Regions from separate parts of the Homo sapiens genome. Here regions 1 and 2 are each linked to region 3. The links are chromatin loops, found by intact Hi-C in ENCODE. Cell type or tissue: heart right ventricle. All regions are shown on one strand.

The links. Hi-C counts contacts between places; a loop is a spot of excess contacts. Peaks named below come from ENCODE experiments on the same cell type or tissue, not always from the same donor. Only the 100,000 strongest peaks of a DNase experiment are listed, where the experiment ranks them.
Region 1: it touches region 3 in a loop (2.7-fold over the local background); 20 of 110 quality-filtered maps call a loop at or near these places.
Region 2: a loop joins it to region 3, with 3 times the contacts of the local background. A loop is called at or near these places in 24 of 110 quality-filtered maps.

The regions. Positions count from the first base shown.
Region 1 is chr1:44,214,570-44,222,569 of GRCh38, forward strand. DMAP1 (DNA methyltransferase 1 associated protein 1) reads left to right here. Exons shown (of 10, transcript NM_019100.5): 3 at 134-329; 4 at 3,742-3,900; 5 at 4,019-4,186; 6 at 4,487-4,672; 7 at 4,837-4,908; 8 at 5,237-5,309; 9 at 5,448-5,740; 10 at 5,990-6,104. The coding sequence ends at 6,049. It overlaps ERI3 (ERI1 exoribonuclease family member 3), which reads right to left. Exons shown (of 9, transcript NM_024066.3): 9 at 6,501-7,071. The coding sequence ends at 6,989. Among named protein-coding and RNA genes, the nearest start is that of DMAP1, 5.1 kb to the left of the region's middle. RefSeq lists enhancers at 1-247, 248-747 and a silencer at 6,235-6,284. In heart right ventricle, a CTCF peak has its summit at 3,339 (motif pointing right); a DNase peak (open chromatin) is centred at 3,332; H3K4me3 peaks cover 31 bases.
Region 2 is chr1:44,400,379-44,408,378 of GRCh38, forward strand. It overlaps RNF220 (ring finger protein 220), which reads left to right and starts at 4,877. Exons shown (of 15, transcript NM_018150.4): 1 at 4,877-5,152. RefSeq lists an enhancer at 5,770-6,292. In heart right ventricle, a CTCF peak has its summit at 4,911; DNase peaks (open chromatin) are centred at 4,913 and 6,103; H3K4me3 peaks cover 3,662 bases; H3K27ac peaks cover 2,558 bases; H3K27me3 peaks cover 6,883 bases.
Region 3 is chr1:44,497,767-44,505,766 of GRCh38, forward strand. The region is part of intron 2 of RNF220 (ring finger protein 220); the gene reads left to right. Among named protein-coding and RNA genes, the nearest start is that of MIR5584, 44 kb to the right of the region's middle. In heart right ventricle, a CTCF peak has its summit at 3,067 (motif pointing left); a DNase peak (open chromatin) is centred at 3,065; H3K4me3 peaks cover 1,105 bases; H3K27ac peaks cover 1,156 bases; H3K27me3 peaks cover 873 bases.

The sequences.
Region 1 (8,000 bases), 280 kb before region 3:
GAGGACCTGAAGTCTTTTGCTCCAGGACATGACTTTCTTGCTATAGGGTAGGGTAGATCAGCTCCCTGGGACAAAAAGCTCTTTAACACACCTTCTGATTCTAACCTCGCATCTCCCTAAACCTCCCTGCCAGGGATGCACCCCCACTGCTACCCAGTGACACTGGCCAGGGATACCGTACAGTGAAGGCCAAGTTGGGCTCCAAGAAGGTGCGGCCTTGGAAGTGGATGCCATTCACCAACCCGGCCCGCAAGGACGGAGCAATGTTCTTCCACTGGCGACGTGCAGCGGAGGAGGGCAAGGACTACCCCTTTGCCAGGTTCAATAAGGTAAGCTACCTTCATTCGGACACAGGCCAAGATTGCCCTCCCACTTTGAGCCATTTGTGCGAGCTCTCCAGTCTCCTAGGGTTGGTTCTGGGGGCACGCTTATGCCCAACTGTGATTACCCACTCAATCCTCGTGGCAAATGCATGCAGAGTAGGACTCTGTGGGTCTTTTCTGCCCAAGGGATCCTGTTCTTTCCCGGACCTGCTCTGGTTTTTCATGGCTTTTCTTGGTCTTTCAAATGTTGCTGTTCCTCAGAGCTGTATCCTAGGTGCTCTAGTCTTCTTGTTCTCTACTTTCTTAGTATGAACCCTGTGGCTTCAGTTACCCTCTCTACAAGTCACCAATCCAGAGCAGTGCTTCCTTCGCATCCAGTCATTTACTAATATCTCTTTCTCAATGCCCCACAGGTACCTTACATCAGGTAGGTACCCTGAACAGAGCTCATCATCTTCCCTCTGTCAGTCCCAAATCTGTTCCCCATCTCAGTGAATGGCACTATCTTCCACCCAGTTGCCCAAACCAGAAACTTGGGGGATCGTCCTTGACTTAGTCTTCTCCCTTAGTCCTCACAGTATTTAAATCAACAACAGAACAAAGAAGGTAGGGGAAAACAAACAACAAACATGTAAGGAAATAAATTGGAGTCTTTCAAATAAGAGCCGTCAGTAACACGAAACCAGGATTTGAATGGATATGAAATGAGATAAAGAGTGAACTTGTAGGTGTAGGGGAGTCCTACCTTAGGTTGGTCAGGGAGGGTCTGAGAACGTGGCATTTGAGCTGGATGCCAGTGATACATCTATTTATTGAGTCCTGTTGATTCTTTTTCCATAATAAATCACATCTCTGACTATATTCTTCATCACTATGCCAGCCCCCTAGTCCAAGCTGAGTTACCTGTGTAGCTCAGCACAGCACGGCCTTCCCAGACTCACCCATTCAGTGAGAGGCAGAGCTAGATTGGGCTAGGTTTCCTAGTCCATTACTTAAGTCATTGTACAGTGTGGCCTCACAGCTGCTGCGGCCTGGAATAGCCTAGACTTAGATCCTAAAAGCCTCATTTACCTCTTCTCTAACCAATCTTTGTCCCTGGGCTGGAGTGTCACTTGTTATACCCTATGTATCAAACTTCCCACACGGTACCAAAATTGTTTTTTCAGCTGCAGTATGAGCTTTGAGAGGCTAGGATCCCTGCCTGTCATATGCAGCACTGTGTCTCCAGCATAGGTATTGCAGCCCCATGGTAAATATTTGTTGAATGAATGAAAAAATGTCTTCCTCACTTGACTATGAGCTACTTGAGAGGACTGGCTGCACAGTTCCTGAGGATTTTTTTTTTTTCCTTCTTTGAGACAGGGTCTCTTTCTGTCTGCCAGGCTGGAGTGCAGTGGTGTGATCTCAGCTCATTGCATCCTCCACCTCTAGGGCTCAAGCGATCCTCCCACCTCACCCTCCTGAGTAGCTGGGACCACCGGCATGCACCAACATGCCTGGCTAATTTTTGTGTTTTTTTAAGAGACTGGGTTTCACCATGTTTCCCAGGCTGGTCTCAAACTCTTAGGCTCAAGTGATCTGCCCACCTCAGCCTCCCAAAGTATTGGGATTACAGGCGTGAGCCACCGCACATGGCCCTGAGTTGTTGGTTTGTTTGTTTTTTAGTTAAATTGAATTAAAATGCATAGGAGAAATATGTAACCAAACCTGGGAAACCAGAGAGACTTCCCAGAGGAGATGATGCCTGAGAGCTCGAAAGGTTGAGAAAGTTACCTAGGTAGAAGGAATGTGGAAGTGGAAGGCATTTCAGGCAAGAGCAGAGGTCAAGGGGGAAGTCTGCTATGTTCTAGAAACTGCTAGTCATTTGGCTGCAGTTTAGGGTTCATGAGGGACAGTGGCTGCAGGAGGAGGCCAGGTCATTTATTTGTATGTTCATTAATTGATTTGGTAGACACTGATACATACAGTGTGCTGAGTCCTAAAGGTGCGAGATGAACTGGACAACCCTTGCTCTTCAGGAGTTTGTGAATTATCTAGAAGATGCTTTATCTTAGATGGAGAGCTTCTGAGGAGTTTAATAAGGGATAGTTGGGGGTAATGATAAGATATATATTCTAGAACACTAGGACAGTGTGTCTCAAATCATCTGTGGTGAAGGACATTTTTCTATTTTATTTCTAAACCATCAGAGACTGATAAAGATAATAAAATTATAAAGACAAAATACAAGTCCATGTTTCTTCATATTAGATTCAACAGCATACAATTGCTGTAAAATTGTTACGTAAGTTTTTCAGTGTGTACTCTCAGTTTCCATTCTCATCATAGACCAGGGGTAAGTGTAAACAGCACTGGTTTGCAGACTATCCTTTAAGTAGCACTGTTCAAAGAGATCACGTCTTAGCTGCAGATGGAGAATTGATTGGAAGCGGATTGAATGTGGGCAGAGATCAGTAGCGAGGCTATTTCTCTGATCCAGGCATGTGACAGTGGGTAGGCCGACGGAGAAGTGGCAATGGAGACAGAAATTTTGGAGGTAAAAGCCACAGATTTGGTGAAGGGGAGGAGTCAAGGGGAAAGATAGGAATTAAGATGCCTCCCAGGTTTCTGGCTTGAGCAGCTGGGTTGGGTGATGGTGATATTGACTGAAATCTGGACTGGAGAAGATAATGTTTGAGAGAGGGCCATGAGTTCAGTACTGAGCTAAGTTTGAGGTTCCTTGGGGCCTCCAGTAGGAGATGTCCAAAAGGCGACCAGTTTTGGAGCTGGTTGTGGTCTTTAACTGAGAAGAGAGACTTCCCTGATGTAGTCTAGCACTGACTCCTTCCTTGGGTCTCTGACAGACTCAGCTCGTGGTAGTGCTATTTGTCTCTGGGGGAGGTCTGTGGAAGAAGGGAGGAAGGGGCATTGGCAGGGCTGCGTATGTTGGTAGTAGGATTCAGGCCCAGCTTCTGTAGAGATGCCTGACCTTGGCAAACTCTGGGGGAGTGGCAAGTCCCACTGTGCCCACTGGGTGGCAGTAGTGCTTCAGATGAGTTGTATGGACTAGGGGTTGCTGGGCCTTTCTCCAGGTAATTAGCCATCTGTCCTACTCCAGAGTTGACCTTTGGACTCCACAGAAGCACTTACATGTGGGCCCCTCACCTTAACTATGGGGGCAGGAGTGTGTGTCCCATGACTGAGGCTCTGGAGCTGGAGACAGTGAAGTTGATCCTGGAATAAATCAGAGGCAGGCTACAGTCCCAAACCCTGCTAGGACCTCTAGTCAAGCAGACAAGTTCTTTCCTCACTCCATGCTGCAGGGGCACAGGCCCAGGGTCTGGCAACAAACAGGAGCAGCTGTGGTCACTGGGGCCTGGAGCCTGCTGGACATGACATCATGCGGGCATGCCCCTACTGTGTCCCTCTGTGCTAGTAGACTGTGCAGGTGCCTGTGTACTCGGAGCAGGAGTACCAGCTTTATCTCCACGATGATGCTTGGACTAAGGCAGAAACTGACCACCTCTTTGACCTCAGCCGCCGCTTTGACCTGCGTTTTGTTGTTATCCATGACCGGTATGACCACCAGCAGTTCAAGGTGAGCCATTGTGTATTTGCATGGGTGCCCAGCTTCTGGGTCTAGCAGGCCCTACTTTTATGCCATCTCTTCCACATGCCCCTGAATGTTCATTCCTCTACCCTGTCTTGCTCCTCAGAAGCGTTCTGTGGAAGACCTGAAGGAGCGGTACTACCACATCTGTGCTAAGCTTGCCAACGTGCGGGCTGTGCCAGGCACAGACCTTAAGATACCAGTATTTGATGCTGGGCACGAACGACGGCGGAAGGAACAGCTTGAGCGTCTCTACAACCGGACCCCAGAGCAGGTAAGCCCAAGGCCACATACCTGTCCTCCATGCCCCAAACCCCTTGCTCATTGTCTCCATCCTCCATCCCCTCAACTCCCACTCCCAGGTCCCCCTGCCTCCCACTGATACCTTATTAACTGCCCCAAGCCCATTCCTACTTCTCATGGGCCATCCCCCCTGCTTTTCATAGCCCTTCACCTCCCTCATGATCCATTACTTCTCAGATTCCCTCACAGACAGCCCAGCACCCTGTCACCTCCGTGTCTACCCTCACTCCTAGAAGTGCCCTCACACACTTCGCATCCCTCACTTTCCCAGGTGGCAGAGGAGGAGTACCTGCTACAGGAGCTGCGCAAGATTGAGGCCCGGAAGAAGGAGCGGGAGAAACGCAGCCAGGACCTGCAGAAGCTGATCACAGCGGCAGACACCACTGCAGAGCAGCGGCGCACGGAACGCAAGGCCCCCAAAAAGAAGCTACCCCAGAAAAAGGAGGCTGAGAAGCCGGTGCGGAGGTTCCGCCAGCCTAGCTCAGGGTGGAAGGGTCACCTGGCACAAGGCCTCACCCCGAGTGGAGGGTTCTGAGAGTACCCAGTGCTGATGGGGTGCTAGGACTAACCCTGGGCCCTCTCCCTGTGACACCTTGGTCTCCATAATGCCTTCTCCCCCAGGCTGTTCCTGAGACTGCAGGCATCAAGTTTCCAGACTTCAAGTCTGCAGGTGTCACGCTGCGGAGCCAACGGGTACGTGAGTCACCTCCTTTAGCAAGTTTGGGTCCTGGGCTCTGCTCTGGGCTCCATGTGTCCCAAACGCTGCAGGCAGGTGGGGATGGAGCAGTAGGAGAGATTGCTGCAGACAGAGGTGGCCTTGGCAGGATCTCAGTGATGTGGCCAGGCTAAGGTCATAGCAGCTTTCACTATATTCAGCTTCCTGGCTATTTCCTTTTCTGGCCCATAGTTAACCTCCATGTGTTACCGTCTCTCTTCCACCATCTTTCCCTCTGCCTTTTGTCCCCTTCATCCTAAGCCTCTTGTGGCTGGGACAGGCTTAGCTTGCCAGCTTTCATTGCAGATGAAGCTGCCAAGCTCTGTGGGACAGAAGAAGATCAAGGCCCTGGAACAGATGCTGCTGGAGCTTGGTGTGGGTGAGTGTGGGGACTGGGCCCCATAGGGTGTACCCACCCGAGGCTGTGGATATAGGTTGGGCAGGGGGAGGGGAGTTCACATTGCTGGCCCTCTACCACACCTGGGCTCTGCCCGTGCTGCCTGCCGCCTGCCTGCAGAGCTGAGCCCGACACCTACGGAGGAGCTGGTGCACATGTTCAATGAGCTGCGAAGCGACCTGGTGCTGCTCTACGAGCTCAAGCAGGCCTGTGCCAACTGCGAGTATGAGCTGCAGATGCTGCGGCACCGTCATGAGGCACTGGCCCGGGCTGGTGTGCTAGGGGGCCCTGCCACACCAGCATCAGGCCCAGGCCCGGCCTCTGCTGAGCCGGCAGTGACTGAACCCGGACTTGGTCCTGACCCCAAGGACACCATCATTGATGTGGTGGGCGCACCCCTCACGCCCAATTCGGTAAGAGTCTGGACAGGCTGGGAGGCACGCCTGGGCCCTGCGAGTGAGCACATGCACATGGGTGTAGGGGCTCCTCTCCCTCTAGTGCCTGCAGCAGGAACGATCATCACTTCTGTGCGAGTCTGAGACTGAGGGTAGGAGTGGGTTGACCAGTGGGCGTCCTTGTCCCTGAGCGTGTGAAGCACATGCACTAAGCCTGACTCAGGCCTTGGGGGGTCACTGACCTCAATGCCTTCTGTGTATCCTCAGAGAAAGCGACGGGAGTCGGCCTCCAGCTCATCTTCCGTGAAGAAAGCCAAGAAGCCGTGAGAGGCCCCACGGGGTGTGGGCGACGCTGTTATGTAAATAGAGCTGCTGAGTTGGACCAGGCTGCTTCCTTTTCCTTTCCTTCACTTCTGATGCCCCTAGTGGGAAGGGTGGGCAAGGAGGGGATTGTCACGGCCACTCCACAGCGTGGCAGATAGGTTTGCCTGTGTTCAGGCCCTTAGCAGCTCTCTGACCACTAACCACTACCAGTTTCACCCAAATTCCTGCACCTCAGAGCACCTGTGGTTTACACTCAAGATGGCTTTGCACACAGCTTGTACTGATAGTCGCCGCGCTTACACAGATGTGTGCATATTGAGTGAGGGTGTCACAGGTGCTGCAGTGACGGCCAGTCACACATGGATGGCTTTGTGCACAGAGGCAGTCTGGAGCATGCTCTACCTACCTTCACATCCTGACAGCTTTGGCGCAGCAGCAGCCTCACACACACAGATGGCTTTGCACACACACCCAGTGCCTCGTTTCCCCGACTTTATTCAGTGGCACGTTCACAGCGGGGATGGGGGTAGACACAAGGTGGGGCCTGATCTGTCCTGGAGCCCTGGGGGCACCACACACCATGCACTATGGATGGGAGGGGGCACAGGAGGGGCTTGGTGGCCCCACAGAAGCCTGTGTACCAGGGAGGAGGCGGTGAGTGCCTGGGTCCCCCTAGCCCAGGCCCGCAATGGGAGGGGCTGATACTGGGCTGAGATTGAGGGGTGGGGATGGGGGGCACAAAGTGTCTGCTCCAGAAGGGCCAAGTGGCCAAGCCCTTGCAAGGGCACAAGCCCACGCCAAGGGCATGAGCCCACAGGGCAGCTGGGGACACTCTGGACACAGAGCTATGCCACTCTCCCTCTTCCCCTCTGGTGAGGGAGAGGAGGATTCTGGGCTGGGCCAAACAGCTACCCTGTCCTGCCCCATCCTGTCCTCGGCCAATCAGAACGGCTTCGATGTCTGCTTGAAGATGAAGCCTCGATAGGCGAGTGTCTTCATGATGTTGGCAATGTTCTTGCAGTCGTCTAAAAAGGAGAGAAGACATTTAGATCAGCCCCAGATCCTTCCCCTCCATGCCCACAGGTGCTCTTACAAGGGTGGGGGTGGGAAGCAGGGTCAGATTCAGGAGACACAGGCTTTAGAGAGGGTGGTCCCATCCCCTGGTGGCAGCATTCCTAGCTTCAGGTTGGTCTGGGTGATGCTGGGCCGGCAGGAAGCCTGGTCTCGATGCTTCTCAGTTCCATAATTCATGCTGGAAATTGGCCGGCATGTCCCGCCCCAGCCCCAGCGGTGATGTATGGGCGCCGTCGCAGTAAGAAAAAGGCAGAGTAAATGTGTAATTTCTCCCTTGACGGCCCCCGGCCGCTGGGCGATCCTTCTTGTTGCTGCCGCGTGGGGACGGCCCGTCCGCCACACTCCGTCTTCCCGCCACCCGCCTTGATGTCTCCATTTCATTACTGTGCGACCATTCATCACACCCATGGCCAGGGTGACTTTGCCGGCACTTTCGTGTGTGTGGGAGATGTGACCCAGGCCATAATCACTAGTGACAAGGCACAAGGCTTGGCACTGCTGGGCCAGGGCCCTGGGAAACACACCTGCCCTGTGTCCTGGGCTTGTGTGCTCAAACAGCAGCTTGCCTGGGCACCTGTTCCTGTGGAGCTCCGACAGGATGGGGAGGGTCCAGATTTGTGGTCCTCCTCTTAGCCTTGGCCATCAGCCGTCTACCAAACCCTCCTGTATACATCGGCGGAAGCCCTGCTTCTGTCCCAGTAGGCTCAAAGTGGGTGCTAGTCACCTTTTTGGGCCCTGTTTCTGCCCATACCTCATGTGGAATGTGTCTGCATGTATCAGACTCTATCACAAACAGTTTCTCCAGTATTGGATGCTTTCAACTGTCCTAGAACCCTGGAGGCTGGAGGATCAGGCCTCTGGGGCCTCAGCGTCATGGACA
Region 2 (8,000 bases), 97 kb before region 3:
ATTTAGTGTTGTGCTTTGGATGTGAGAAAGCACCAAATAAATGTGGTGCATCTTTCTGGAGCATCAGTTCTATCAAATGATAAGTAATTTAAAACATGGTTTTATATTAAAGCTTAATATATTTGTGGAATTGAAGGCAAAATTTTCATTCATTTTTCAAGATAAAACAGGATACATAAATTTCAAGCTAGTGGCAAGCCATTTTAGGCTTGCCCTTAGACATCACCACCTGCACCACCTCTTTCTTGAGGAAAAATTTGAGATGTACTATCGGAATGTGGCAGGAAATTTCATGTGCCTTTGCATACGCTATTTGCTCATCCTGGAGTGCTCTTCCTATTTTTCTCCCTTGATAAACTACTTATCCTTCAAAGCCCAACTTAAGTGTCATTCCATATAACAGTCATTTTTAACGAAGCTTAAATGTCATCCCATATGATAGTTATTTTTTAAAACACCCACTTCTGTCTCTGCCTCCTTTCCTAATAGCTCCAGGCAGACTCAGCACCTCCTTCTTTTGTGTTTCTACCACCCTATACTCAGAATATCCATTATAGCACTGCTTTCATTGTGCCATATGTATTTGCTTTCCAATCCATCTCTGCTGTTGGACTATAAACCTCTCTAGGGCAGGCACTATTATTTATCTTTCTATTCTTAGTGACTGGCACTTGGTAGACACTCAATAAATGTTTGTTGAATTTGTGGACCATTCCTTACTCTGCATCACCTCTGTTCTTATATAAAGTGATATCTCCTTTACTTCTCATCTTCAGGGAATGATGTGTTACACAAAAGTATATTTTCCAGACAACTGAAATTTACTTCTTAAAGTATCAAAATCTTCTGTTTAAATCATTTTGGTAGGAATTTATTTTTCTATATTTTCACACGTGTGCTTACTCTCATAAGTAAAATATACTAAGTGTAATGTGTTCCTTGATGACCTATCCCCAAAAGTATCAGGATATGTTTGGTTGGAATTCATGACATCCGCTGGGAGCACTGATGGGATAGGGCTTTTTGCCTTCACACCAAATAACCCTATTTTGTTGTAGTTTTTGAGTTATGGTGCTTGCTTCTTATAGTTCGGTCACCATTTCTCATTGTCAGTGTTCTTGCTCTAACAACACTACCCTTTGCTCTTTTTATATACGTTTTAACGGATATTAAAATTACAAAACTAATATATGTTCACTGAAAACAAACAGAAGTCTATGGAGTAAAAAGTCAAAGTCCTCCCTTCATTCCTGTCTAACCCCCCACCCTGTCACGTCCACACTTTCACTCCCTAGCCATAACCATTGTTAACGGTTTAATGTATCCCTACAGGCCTTTTTCTGTCAATGTGTGTGTACACGTATACGGACAAATATCAAATCATATTGTACATACTGTTGTATGACTTGCTTTTCTCACTCGACAGTATATAATAGGTATCCTTCTATGTCAATACATCCTAGTCTATATCATTCTTTTTAATGGCTGCCCCCTTTTAATTTGACAATCTTAATCAGCTGTGAATGGGAAAGCCAAATAATCAAGCTTATTAGAATTGTACCTAAGAAAGAATAAATCGGCTCTGAATGAAGGCTTGTGTAATTCTCCTAGGAGGGAAATGTGTTAACTTTAGTGCATGGACTTTGTAATGTTTATTTTGGCTATTCTGGGACCCTTTTTGCTTATTTCCTGCTTCATTGTGTTTTGGATAGCTGAGGTTGCTGGACATATGACCTGTGAATTAGTGAGGTATTACATATTCAATTTTGCATTACATAATTTTGCTCTGATTTTATGAGGGATTTGCATTTAATTTATTCGTTTAGATTGCTGTTATAGACAGTGATTAATTCTAGTTTCTGAGTACTTGCATCGTAGTGAGGACCACTGCATGTGGTAACAGCTAAAAATATTTGGCTTGATGATTGAACAGGCCTTCTTATCTGTATCATCTATCTGTGAGAATGTGCACTGGATCTACGGGAACTCTCTAAGTTAGTCTGAGGGAGCCTTTTACTACTGATAAACATTAAAGTACTGACAACATCTTTTGCTATAAATAATAAAATCTTATTTAGGATTTATATAGAGTCTTCCTTCTGCCTTCATCCACCATACTAAAATGGCTAAATCCTGTTGATTCTACCTTTTAGATCTCACTGTAATGTGTCCCCTCCTCTCCACTCACTCTGCCCCAGTACCTTGGTTCAGGCCCTACTTCATCTCAACTGAATTACTTGAGATAGACTTTTTGATTGGCCTCCCTGCCTCTTGTCTAACCTCCACCTTGTCCACCCAGGAACTAGTGCTTGTTTTAAAACAGAAATCCTACCCTGTCACACCCCTAAAACCCTCTAGGGGTTTCTCATCATCTGTAGGATAACATCCACTTTCCTTAGCTTAGTATACAAAGCCTTTTGTGATTTGGCCCACTTCTCCTGCCTATCTCTTGCTGCTCAATGTTTCATATTTCAATTTTGAGGGAAATCAGTGGCTTATAATTCCTTTAACACACCAGGCAAGAGAGTTCTCGATAAATGCTTGTTAAATGAATGAATGAAATACCTTATGTAGCTAGGGTGACCATTCAATCTGCTTGGCCCAGGATGGCCCTTGTTGACATTTGTCATCCCAGTGTAATTATTAAAAGTGTCCCTTTTTTATCATCAAACTTGTCTCAGTTAGATCAATAAATTCTAAGGTCATCCTTATTACAGTGGTTATCAAATTGATTTCTAACTCTTTCTTTGTCTCCTCTACTAGATGGTGAGCTCTTTGAGGACAGGAGTTCATTTTTATATCCTCGTTTATTCATTCAACTAAGAGACTGATGCTGTAAGGTGCTTAGGGTATGATGTAGAATGCAACAAACATGGTTCTTGACTTCATGAAGTTTACAATCCAGCAGGAAATAATAATTTAGTGGAAAGAATAGAGCCTAACATAATAAATGCTGGTGTATGAATGAATGATTAAACATGGATTAGAAGTTCCTCAACAGGCCAGGCGTGGTGGCTCACCCCTGTAATCCCAGCACTTTGGGAGACCGAGACAAGCGGATCACTTGGGGTCAGGAGTTTGAGACCAGCCTGGCCAACATGGTGAAACCGTATTTCTACTAAAAATTATTTGGGCATGGAGGGGCATGCCTGTAATCCCAGCTACTTGGGAGGCTGAGGTAGGAGAATCGCTTGAACTCGGGGCGGAGGTTGCAGTAAGCCAAGATCACACCACTGCACTCCAGCCTGGGCGAGAGAGTGAGATTCCATGTCAAAAAAAATAAATAAATAAAAATAAAGTTCCTCAACAAATAATCCTGATATCACGAATTATAGAAATAGTTGTAAATGTAGAACTCTAAGTGATCAAATTAACAATTTATTTAGAGTTGCCAATTAAAATTTTAAAATACCAACAGCACACATATACATAAACATACTTAATATTTAGATGCTACCTTAATGTTAAACATAAGTAAAAAGGACAATGAAATAATAGCAAGAATGAGATTTTGAGTCTCATTCTTTTTAGACAATTTATAATCCTATGTGGTTCTCTGTAAAGTGGATTATCAGTGTGTACTCCATTTCTCCCCACCCTCCCTTTTTTTTTTCCAGATGAGAAATCTGAGGTTTTAGACACTTAACTACAAAACAAAAGAATGACTTTTTTTTTTTTTTTTTTTTTTGTCACCCAGGCTGGAGTGCAATGGTGTGATCTCGGCTCACTGCAACTTCCGCCTCCCGGGTTCAAGCGATTCTCCTGCCTTGGCCTCCTGAGTAGCTGGGATTACAGGCGCATGCCACCACGCCCGGCTACTTTTTGTATTTTTAGTAGAGACAGGGTTTCACCATGTTTGTCAGGCTGGTCTTGAACTCCTGACCTCTTGTTCCGCCCGCCTCGGCCTCCCAAAGTGTTGGCATTGCAGGCGTGAGCCACCGCGCCCGGCCAGGAATGACTTCTTAAACCAGGATTTGATTTTGGTTGAACTTTGCTTTCAGAACTAGAACTACCTGCTATCCAAGACTTGTTAACCACGTTTTCATGGGCAAATTACAAAACCCTTTCAACCCCAGTTTCCTCTTCTATAAACTAGTGGTAATATTATTATCTCCAGAATTAATCTTAGGAGTAAATGAAATTATGTAAAGGCATTTAGTCTCATAACCGGGCTCCTAGAAAGCACTCAGGAATGTTAGTTCTCTATCCATTTCCCCTGTTTATCTTTGTGTTTGATGAATTATAGGATGATATGAAATGATCTGAAATGAACTGTAATATAAACATCAATAAAACACCAATAAAAAATTTTATTCTCACATCTGGATGCTATACTAGGCCTTCACCTCCTCCAAAAGTTACAGTTTTATTAATATTCATTTATTATTTATTATTATAGTCAAAGACCCAGAGAAGCATTCCAGGAACAAAGCAGCAGGTAAGATTTTTCTGGGAAAAGACAGAGATTTTGAGGGACCCAGGATTTGGGGGTCATTTAAGCAGCAGTGGATGTCAGTCTTCAAGCTTTGCCCATTTACTCTTGGTCCCTTTTGGTTCAGGAAAGGAAGAACAACAAGCACGAAACCATTCACTGAGACCTTTGCGGGTGGGGGAGGAGGGATGTAAACAAAAGCCAACGCTCTCTTTAGTTCACAATGGCTCGCGACCCCAAGACTTCCAAGCTCTTTGGTGAGGGCCAGCAGGTCTGTTCTCCAGGAGTGCCCTGGGTCTGGACTTCATTTCCCAGAGTCCCTTAGTGCCCTAATGTATTCAGTGCTCAGAGTGCCTGTATGTGTGTGAGTGTGAGAGAATGTGTGCGTGCGTGTGTGTGTGCGCGCGTGTGTGTGTCTCCGAGTCCCTGGGAGAGTGGAGGCTCATTCACTGATTAGATCCAGCGCTGAGAGGCAGCACTGCTCCTTCTCTCACGCCAACTGAGTCTCTTGATCTGTACATGCAATCCCAGGCAGCTCGCGAACACAAACCCGGGGCCAGCCGCCTACTGCTGCTGCTGCTGCTGCCGCTGCCGCCGCCGCCGCCGCCGCTGCCTCCGCCGGCTCTGCGAACCCGGGACTTTTCATGCACCACACTCTCCGCCTGCTTCCCTCCGTGTCCTGAAAAGTGCGACCGTTCTCCCAAGGAATTTCCACGGCAAGTATGGAGATCAGAAAGGGGTGTGGACGTGTGTGCGTACCCAAGAGGGGTGGGTGCGAGGGCGGCCGGCTTGTTCAGGAACCTGGCTAACTTTCCGGGTCCGTTTCCTAGGGATTCGGGCGGTTCCCTCTGGACGGGGGCAGGGACTGGGACTCGGACTGGCGCGTCTTGGATCATCGCGACGGAGCCTCTCGGCATCGGCGCCCTGCGCGCTCCGTGCGCTGCCTCGCTCAAACTTTCCGTCTTGAGTTTTCCTTAATGTGTTTTATTTGGGGAGGGGGGGAGGTGCAAGGGGGAGGGACCAGACGCGGGAATTGGACAAGTTGGGAGGGTGAGGGCACTGCAAGGGAAGGGAGCAGGACTTCTTTTCTCCGTCTCTTAATAAGCCCCATTCCCACTTTGTTCGGGTCGATATCGAGAATGCCTTCTCGCCGGGCTCTCTGGTGCACCCCCCGGTGATTTCCGGGCTCCCCTATGTACCCCGCGTTGATTTCCGGCGAGGCCAGGGCTGGGTGGTACTCAGTGGGGAGCCCGAGGCGGCGGGCGGATGGAGAAGGGGCGAGCCGAATGAGAAACTACCCCGACAGCCTCCACCCCACACACAGCCGGCTCCGCGGGATACCCGGGGAGTGGCTGTTTAGCCCTGGACCCCGGGTGCTCGGCTGACTTTTTCCTAGCGGGGGCGGGTGTGAAGGGTGTGGAGGGAGGGAGGTGGGGTAGGATGGATGGATCCTCTGCGGGCAGGAAGGAGGCAGGTGCTAGCATAGAGGCGGACCGTTCTAAACGCCACCGGTAAACTCCCCACTCCTCTGGGCTGGACCGGCCTGGCCGTAGAGTAGCCCGACACGTGGGATCTCCCGGGATTTTCGGGGTCGGGACCCCCTCTCCCAGCGGTTCTACTGAGCAAGGCGGGAGGACGATCGTGGAGACGAGGGCTACTTGACTACTCTACTTGTAGTTTTATTTTTATCTTAGACCTGCCTTAAACTGAGTAACAATTTCTCTTCTGACTTAAGAACAAAACTTTTCAGTGAGCACGCCGGTCGCTGCGGTCCTGCGGCCACTGCCGCCGCGCTTGTCAGCCCGGGCCGAGCGACCTTCTCTGCCCGGAACCCAGCCCCGCCACCGCACTCCGGAGCCTCCGGCCTCCCCCACCCCACCCCCGCCCCCCAACCCGGGGCTTTTCAGGGCTCGGCCTGGGCGTTTCGCCTTTGTGCTTTGTAAGAGAAAGCCTTTTCTTCCAGGGCACAACAAACTTGGGCGGAGAGCTTCCGTGTGGCCCCCCGGGCGAGGCCGCCCACGGTGGTGAGGCCATCCGAGGGGATGCCCGGTTCATCCCCCAGTCCAGGAGCCTCTCCGAGAGCTCGCGGCCCAGGTCGACCCCAGCTGGCGAGGGCGCGCAGGAGTCCCGAAGTAGCGGGGACTAGGGCAGCCAGGAGGCAGGGGGAAAGCTCTCGCTTCCCGTTAAGCACACCCTGCATTCTCGGGTCGTGGATGCAGCTCCAGCGGAGAGCCCGTGTTCCGGCCCTGAGCCAGGCGCGCGTCGCACTGGGTGGGTGCATGGGGCCCGGGCCATAGGTGTGGGGGCACAGCCCTACCTGGCCGGCCCGGGTCGTCTGGGGTCTGCGCCGGCCCACTGGCCCGGGAGCCGCCGAGGGGGAGAGCACCGCACTCGCTGCCCACGACGCCCAGCAGCCACATCTTGCCTCTCGCCTCCGCTCCGGACTCGGCTTGAGGGGCAAAGGGGAGAGAAAGGAAAAATAAAGAAAAAAAAGGGCGGCAGTGAGGAAGCAGCGAGGGGACTGGGGGGAGCAGAGTGGGCAGGGGGGCTTTGCCTTGCCTGGCCTCCTCTTTCCGTCTCGCGGGCTCTTCCTGCAAAGGGGAATGAGCAGAGGGGGGAAAGGCAGAAAGAGCGTCGAGGAAGAGCGGTGCTGGCGTCTTCCGTGCCGATCCCTCCTGGCCCGCAGAGACCCGGCAAAAGTGGCGTGAGTTCGCTTGCTGCGCTTCGAGGCAAGGCTGGGGAAGGCCGAGGACGGGGCGGCGCCGCGTCGCGCCGCTGGTGGCCGACAGGGCCGGGGCCGGGCGCGGAGCGAGCGGGGACACACACCTGTTCTGCGAGCCGCGCGGTGTGCGGCGGCCGGACGGCCGCGGTGCGGGCCGCAGAACCCTCCCTCCCGCACTGCGCATCCGCAGTCCAGGAGCTGGAAGGGCCCGGCAGCCCCGCGCCGGTCCGTATTTGCAGGAGAAGCGGGAGTGGAGGAGTCCGCGGCTGCCCGCTGAAGCGGTGGTGCGCGCGGCGGCGGGACCCGGGTGACCCCCGGGGCGGGGCTGCTCGGGGGCTGGAGGTCCTTGGACTTTGGTCGAAGGCTGGCAGCTCTGAGCCCCTGCCCCGCGGGCCCCGCGCGGCTGCGGACCAGGGGCCCTTGCACGTGTCGGTTCTTCCTGGACTGGCGCTTTGGTTGCCCAAAGTTGGGCGCAGATTGTTTCGTGCGGAGGTTGTTGGGACCCAGAGTATTCTATATACAAAGGCAACCGAGAGCCGGAGGGAGAGGTCGGGCCAAAGAGTAGTGGGCTCGGCTCCGCGTTGGGCCCAAGTTTATGTAGGTTTCGCCTTCACCTCTTCTTCCCCCGTTTTCCCTAAAAGAGTTGATTTTTTTTCCCAGTCGAGACTCTTCCGAGCTGAATAATGCACCCGCTCGCTGAGCCAGTATCCCGCGACCCCGCACTCTCGGACTGGCCCGGGCTGTCTCGGATTCGCACCCTTTGGCCAAGCTGGGCCTGAACCCGGGTCCAAATCTGGGACCATACCCGGCCATGCCTGAAACACAGGCGTCGGCCCTAGCCCGGGA
Region 3 (8,000 bases):
CCACCTTATTGAGCACCTACTATACTGCTGCAAGCACCCCTTTTCTCGTGTCTCCCCTCTTTCTGCTGGAAGTTGCTTCCTAATTGTTAGGATAAATCTTTCTGCAAAGGTAATTATAATTCTTCTCATCTGAACTCCCGAGGGATCTGGACTGGCGCCAAAGGCAAAGGTGCTTGATACTTGGAAAGCTGCTTGTGCTTCCACGTTAAGCAAAAACCAGTGGGGAAAAGCCTGGCCTGGCCAAGTAGGCTGCTGGCTGGAGCCATGGATCAGCCATGGCCTGGCCCCGACCGAGCTCTGACAGTGGTTGCTTCCGGAGACCCAGGCGTGCCAGAAGGAAAGCAACATTTACTATGGGATATATTTGGTGAGTGGCGAAGGTCCCTATTTCTTTCATTTATAGATTCATCCTTCCAATCTACACTTTTTTCTGGGTTCCTAGAAAAGAAAGAACCATTGGCAGATGTGTGGTGTAACTCCAGAGGTCCACATGCTCTTGATAATACCGTCCTACCCCAAGCTCCAGCACACACAGCCTCACCACCCAATTCTGCCCAAGAGTGTACCAGGACCGATGTCACCAAGCTCTCCATTTGCTTCAGTCACTACACAAGCTCCCTGACTCCCAGGAAGCCTTCGTTCCTGTAGGGCTCTGTATACCCCATTATCTAGTGGTGCTCAACCTTGCTTGCATATTGGAACCACTAAGTAAACTTTCAAAAATACTGATATCCTTGAAGTCCCCCTCCCTGCCAGATCATAAGGAAATTGATTCTGGAGCGCAGGCTCACAACTGGGAGTTTTCATTTTCCTGGTGATCCTAATGTTGTGCAGCCGTGGTTGAGACCTGCTGCCCTCATCTGACCCCATGTCTGACCCCTCAACTGCCACAACCCATCAAAACCCTCTATACCAGGGATTCTCAAACTTACTATCATCAAGTCTTTCAACAGGACTTGTTAAAACATGGATCGCTGGGCCCCACGCCCAGAGTTTCTGATTCGGTAGGTCTAGAGACCCCCAAGGATGCGCATTTCTGAGAAGTTCCCAAGTGGTGCTGATGGTGCTGCTGTTCCAAGGGCCACACTCAGATAATCGTTTTCAATATCCTGCTCATTTGGTTCCTTGACCTTCTCTCCCCCAATAAACTTGTCCTCTATCCCACCTCAGTCACAGACTCTGATATTCATCCCGAAATCTTGTCATTACCAGTAATTATACCCCTTCCTAATAACCAACTTAAACATCCTGCTCTCCAACTGCCAATTTACTCCTGGTAGTGACCCAATTCCAACTCCAATGGGAAGGACTGCACCCTATTGACCCTGCCTGCCTTTCATGTCCCCCACCCCATCTCACCTAACTTCTTTCCTAATGTAGCTTAGATTATCTTCTAGTAATTGTCTCCCTGAATCTCACCATCAGAGCTTCCCTTTCTGCTGGAAGCTCTGATGCACACAAACGTGCAAAAATATTTACCATCTATTTTAAAAGCCTTCCATTTCCCCCTGTAGCTACCTCTCCATTTCTCTGTTCCCCTTTAGGTCACCCCCTCTCCTTTCATTCTCAGGTGAACCCTCACTAGTCAGATTTTTCCCTATCCTTCCTGTGAAATGGCTTTTGTCCAGGTCACTAGTGACCTCCCTATTGCCAAATCCAACAGCCAGTCCTCAGTGCATATCATACTCAATCTGTCACTCCCGTCTTCTAGAAACACTTTCCTCACTCCGCTTCTAGGACACACCCTCTGTTGGTTCTCCTTCTTCCTCACTGCTTGTTCCTCTTGCTGGTTCCTCCTCCTTTCAGTGATGCTAAACTTTGGAGTACCCTTGACTTAGTCCTCAGATTTCCCTTCTCCTTTATCCGCACTACCTTCCCAGGTGATCCCTCCAGGGCTTCATACCAGCTCCATGGTGACTCCCAAATTTATATCTCTAGCCTAGACCTCTCCCCTGAACTACAAATTCACCAACTCCACTGCTTACTGGACATCTCCAATTGGATGTCTAACAGGCAGCTCAAATGTTAAGTCCAAAACTGAACTCCTTATTCTAACTGCACAGGATCAAATGATTATGTCCTTTATCTCTACCCTGCCCGTCAATAGCCACTCCAGTCTTCCAGTTGGATCAGGCCAAAACATTGAAGTTATCCTGGACTCTGGTCTCCCACACCATTCATACTGCCTATCAGCAAATCCTGTTGGTTCCCAAATCTGACAGCTTCTCTCCATCTCTACCACATGACCCTGGACCAAGCCACTACTACTATCTCTCACCTAGACAATTTCAACAGAGTCCTTAGGTTTTCCTGCTTCTACCCTTGTTCCGGCCCTTTTAATACATAAATCAAATTCTGTGACTCCTCTGGCTTGCCATTCGTTCAAAGTAAGATCCAAACCTCTCTACAGGCATGAGAGACCTACCCTCTCTGGCCTCCCTGCCCTCTGGGCTCACAGGCTACACACGCTGCCCTTGGGTCTCCACCTTAGCCTTTTAGTTCCTTAATTAACAGCTTAGAGCCTTTGCTCTTGCAGTTCCCTTGGGCTGGAAGTCTCTTTTCTCAGACGCTCCTTCCTATGTCTAAATTCTGCCTGTATCTGGAGACTTCCCTAACACACCCCCGCTGCCACCCGCATCTCACATACTCCCCACCTGGCACTCTCTGGCTCCTTGTCTTGCTCTCTTTTTCTGGGTGGACTTGTGTCTGAAATATGTATTGATTTGCTGATTGTCTGTCTCACCCACTGGAATGTAAGCGCTGCAAGGAGAACTTTGTTCTGTTCACTGCTGTTTCCCCAATGAGCGTGTATGATAGGTGCTCAATGAGTACTTGTTGAATTAATTAATTAATGGAAGCGTGTTTAGACCTTTCCTCCCCAGCGGCTGCAGCTCTGTACAAGGAGGTGTCCCAGGCTGCCTGTCTCCATTCTCTAATAGCCTCCTGGCCACCACCTGGGCATCCCCCTCCCCAGAGCCTGCCAGACCATTCTAATTGCCGCTGCTGCTGAGGGAGGGAGTCTCTAAAGAGAGAGGAGGGAGGGAGGAGCTCCATCTGGTGTCCAGGAAAATAAGGGAGCCAGCTTTGGTCTGCGGCTCCAGGTCCACCCTGGAGTCCACAACGTGGGGCTCGGGAGCCAGGGGCGAAGCACCCTTCGGGCATAGACGGGCCCTTGGCTCTTCTGTCCTGTCAGAGAGTGGGCCTGGGGGCCCCATAGAGGCCCCTCGATTTGGCCAACTGAGCGGGACCCAGCACAAGGCCTCCAGGCTGCAGAAGGCTGTGGGGGTGGGGGTGGGGGTGGGGGTATCGGGAGACAATAGGAGAGCCCAGAGCCAGCTCTCCCTTTCCACCAGCCCGAGTGACACAGTGACACAAAGGGAGAGTCTTGTGCTTGGGGGAGGGGGTGGGGAGAGCCCTTTGTCCCGCTATTTTCTACATTGCTGGGGGTGGGGAGTGGGAAGGGTGTGGGGGGGTGACCAGCGGCTGTCAGTATGGGGAGGAGTAGAGAGTGGTGCAGAGGCCCTGGAAAGTTTTTGAATTTCAATCAGGTTGGCTTTGAAAGAGTTTGGCTTTTGTTGAAAGAAAGAGAAAGGTTAATGCTAGAGTTGAGGGGGAGGGGGTGGATTCTGCAGATAGAGTCCTGTTTGCAGGCCGGTCAGCTGTGGGACACCCAGGCTGGCAGAAAGGCTGGGGATGGGTGAGCAGAGGAGGAGCAGGCGTCCCATTTCCCTTCCCGGGCCCAGGTGGAGGAAGGCTGGGCAGAGAAGCATGGGGTTATTGGGTGTGGGCAGAACTGGTCAAGAAAGGAAAGCAATGCGGCCAAGCAGGACAATTTCTTTCTTCCTTTTGCATGCCTTACAGAGCCTTTGACTTTTTAAGCCAGGAAAGAATGAAGTTCCCTCCCTCTCTCCCCTCCGTTTCTACTCCACCCAAGCACAGCGGCGGCGGCAGAGCACTTGTCAGGGCTGACTTTGTGACAAGTGCAGGCTTGGTTGGTGCAGGAGAGGGGGGCTGGGTGGCTTGGGACCTCTTAGTGCTCAGGAATCAGCTGTTTTCTCCGCTCTTACCCTCTGCTGACCCTCCTCTGCACTCTAATTGCTCCAAAAAGAAGCATAAAAATGTGGAGCTATTATACTCTTTGAAATAGGCAGCATACTGCTTTCTCAATGTTGGGAGAAAAAGAAGGAGGAGGAAGGGAGCTACAGCCACGCAGCAGGCTAGAGATCTGCAATTCCAAGTTGGGGAGTGGGCACCTGGCATTCCCCAGCTGACTTCACACCACTGAAACACACACACACACACACACACACACACACACACACACACACACACACTTTGTAAGGCTCCTGGCTGCAGTATGATCCTTTGTCTCTCTCTCTCTCTCTCTCTCTCACACACACACACACACACACACACCATACACGCTCACACACACACATACACTTTATGAGGCTCCTGGCTAAGGCTGCCGCATGATCCAGTGTTCTGGGAGTCCCAGTGTATTCTGGGAGTCTACTGGGGCAGTCAGTTCTCTAAATGGCACCACTGTGTGTTCTCAGCTCTAGGGGTTCTACAACCATAAAGATAACTCCAGAACCAATCCCTGAATTCCAGCCTGAAAATATTTGAGAGGAGAAAGATCAGAGGAAGAGGGAAAGAGAATATAAAAATGGGATTATTCTTATTTTGACATGTAATAACCATCTGCATGGTATTAGGCCTCATCTTCCTGGAGCAAATATTCATGCACTAAATAATTTGCTCAGCATTCCTTGTGTTAGACATTGTGCCAGGCCCTAGGAGACACAGAGGAAATAAGAGCTGTCCCTGCCCTGAAGGAGCTTATTCTTAAACAGAAAAGCAAATGGAGAATAAATAATTCTAATCCAATGAGATAATATCACACATGCCACACAATACATTGTAACATACATCACATTTAACTTCATTTGACAAGCGAATACTACAGAAAAACGTGTGAATTATTATTATTATTATTATTAAATTATTATTTTAGAGACAGAGTGCTAACTCAGTCGCCCAGGCTGGTGTGCAGTGATGAGATCGTAACTCACTGCAGCCTTGACTTCCTGTGCTCAAGCGATCCTCCTGCTTCAGCCTCTCCAGTAGCTGGGACTATAGAAGCACGTTGTCATGCCTGACTAATTTTTTCTATTTTTATTTTTGGAGAGATGGGGTCTTGCTGTGTTGCCCAGGCTGCATTTTTTAAGATTTCATTGATATTTTTTACTTTAATGTTGGGTGCATTTGAAGTGTTTACCAAGGGCCAGGCGCAGTGGCTCACACCTATAATCCCAGCACTTTTGGAGGCCTAGATGGGCAGATCATTTGAGGTCAGAAGTTCGAGACCAGTCTGGCCAACATGGTGAAACCCCGTCTCTGCTGAAAATACAAAAATTAGCTGGGTATGGTGGCACATGCCTGTAATCCCAGCTATTTGGGAGGCTGAGGCAGGAGAATCACTTGAACCTGGAAGGCAGAGGTTGCAGTGAACCGAGATTGCGCTACTGCACTCCAGCCTGGGTGACAGAGCCAGATGCTGTCTCAAAAAAAAAAAAAAAAAAAAAAGAAGCGTTTACCAAGGAAAGCATTTTGGAGGTGAAAACGTGTCCCACCAAGCAAAAAGAGGATTGGACTCCAAATGCAGGCCAAGGGAAGAAAGAGGAGAATGTCCATGTGTGCATACATTAGTGTGCTGGGAAGACCTCCATGCCCACACTGCCCTCATCCAATACCACATTAAAAGTATTTTGCTGGTTTACTTGTCCATCTGATTTGCAGCCACATATAATCTCAGACACCCCCTGTTCCGCCCTCTGCCACATCACCTCCCACAGGAGAGAAACAGCTATCCCAGGCCATTCTGTTCCCCTTTCAAGGCCAGATCTGAGGTGAAGAGAAGGCATTGAGAAAGTTAACCCAAGGAAGAATTTTAGGCTAGTGTTTTCAAAGCTTGGACCAACAGCATCAGCATCACCTGGGAATTTAGAAATGCAAATCCTCAGGCGCCACCCTAGGCCTACTGAACTGAAAGCTCTGGGTGTGGGGCCCAGCCATCCGTGGGTTGTTTTTTGTTTTTTTTTTAGACAGAGTCTGCTGTTGGCCAGGCTGGGGTGCAGTGGCACAGTCTCGGCTCACTACAACCTCCACGTCTTGGGTTCAAGCGATTCTCCTGATTCAGCCTCCTGAGTAGCTGGGACTACAGGTGCGTGCCACCATGCCCAGCTAATTGTTTTTATTTTTAGTAGAGATGGGTTTCACTGTGTTAGCCAGGATGGTCTCGATCTCCTGACCTTGTGATCCACCTGCCTCAGCCTCCCAAAGTACTGGGATTACAGGCATGAGCCACCGTGCCCGGCCGCCATCCGTGTTTTAACAGGCTCTCAGATCATTCTGATGCTCCGTAAAGTTCTAGGTATGCTGATCAATGTTGCCACCCTTGGTTAGATCTTCCTGATGCACTTCAAAAATAACTTGCTCTGGTAGAAGCCAGGGGGCTAATGGGGGCCAATCCAGCCCAGCACCTAAGTCTTTTGGTTAGTTCTTGGGCTAATCTGCCCAAGGATGTGGATATGAATGGCTGGGACACGGACACTTTTAAGGACCCCGTTATCTGGGATGTCTGGGCCCTGACCCTTCTGAGCCTTGACTGGCCCCCTGTGCTCATATTCAGAGCATGGGACCTGGCAGAAGTTCGAGGGGCTGATCCAGTATGGCAGGTCCCTTTGAGAGTCCTCTTAGGGATCCGGGTTTGTGACAGCACATGACACGATTTGGCTCTCTGGAGCTTCTGGGTGGGCGGGTATAATGAAAGGATGGTTAGAATTGGAAAGAGCAGTGAGGGAGAGAGCAAAGTCCCCTCTTCCATATCTGATTTTGTAAGCAGCTTCTGATACCTCAGTGACAAGATCCCAGCACCTGTGTCTCATTGGCATCAGTATCTTTTTTGGCACAGACCGAGAATCTCTTTTTGGAAAATTCCCTTGCCAAAAGCACGTGACCATATCTGTCTTAAGAAGCTGGCACCTATCCTTTTTTTCAAATTTGTCTCTGGCCTCTCTTCCCTCTCCCAATGTTCCCTTTCACCTTGAGCTAGAAACATGTGGTATCCTCAGGGCCATTTCAGATTGATGCAACCACATCACTGGTTCTGACCTGTAAAAGTAAAGGCTAAGAATTCCTTTCAGAGGGGAAGAAAAACTATCATGAACTAGACATGAAATAGCCAAGCACTGTGCCCCTCGCTTTCCATGATGCTCCTCATTTATCGTTACAGCAACCCCATACACTATATGTTACTTCCCCCATTTTATAAGTAAGGAAGCTGGAGTTGGGAGAGTTTGTCCCTCGTGCAGCATCACACAGCTTCTAAGTGGCAGTCAGGATTTGAACCCAGATCTGCCTGACTTCAGAGCACGTGTTTGCTGCTCTTTACCACACTGTATCAGGAGAGATCCTCTAGGTCCTGGCTCCCTCCCAGGCAACCCCAAGGAAACAGGACTCTGGCCAAGTCCACGAGCTTTGTAGGTCCTGGCTGGATTCCCTCTTGGTTAGACTCTGGTCAGGCCTTCCCTGATTTCTCCTGGCCAGCTGGCCTCTCCGCCTCCTTGGCTCTACGTGGGCTCCTGAGGGAGAAGGCAGAGTGAAGCCACCAGGCCTCTGGACAGGTTGCAGTCAGCATCCGTTCCATCACGCGTTAACCCCTGCGGCTGGCCCGCAGCAGGGAAGCCCTCTTGCCTAGCTCTGCATGGACTGCTCGCTTGCCTGAGTTTGCATTATTTATTTAATGTCTTGTACCGTAAATAATGGTAACTTTATGGTTATTAGGAACGGGTTAAGGTACATGCGGGTAGCACCAGGCTGCCTTCAAAAGGAACAGTCCTGGCATAAAATGTTGCGATAATTGCTTCACTGCTGAGTGTTGGTCTTTATTTTGTGTCTGATTTGTCCCTTAAGCCAGCGTAACATTCTCCCCACGG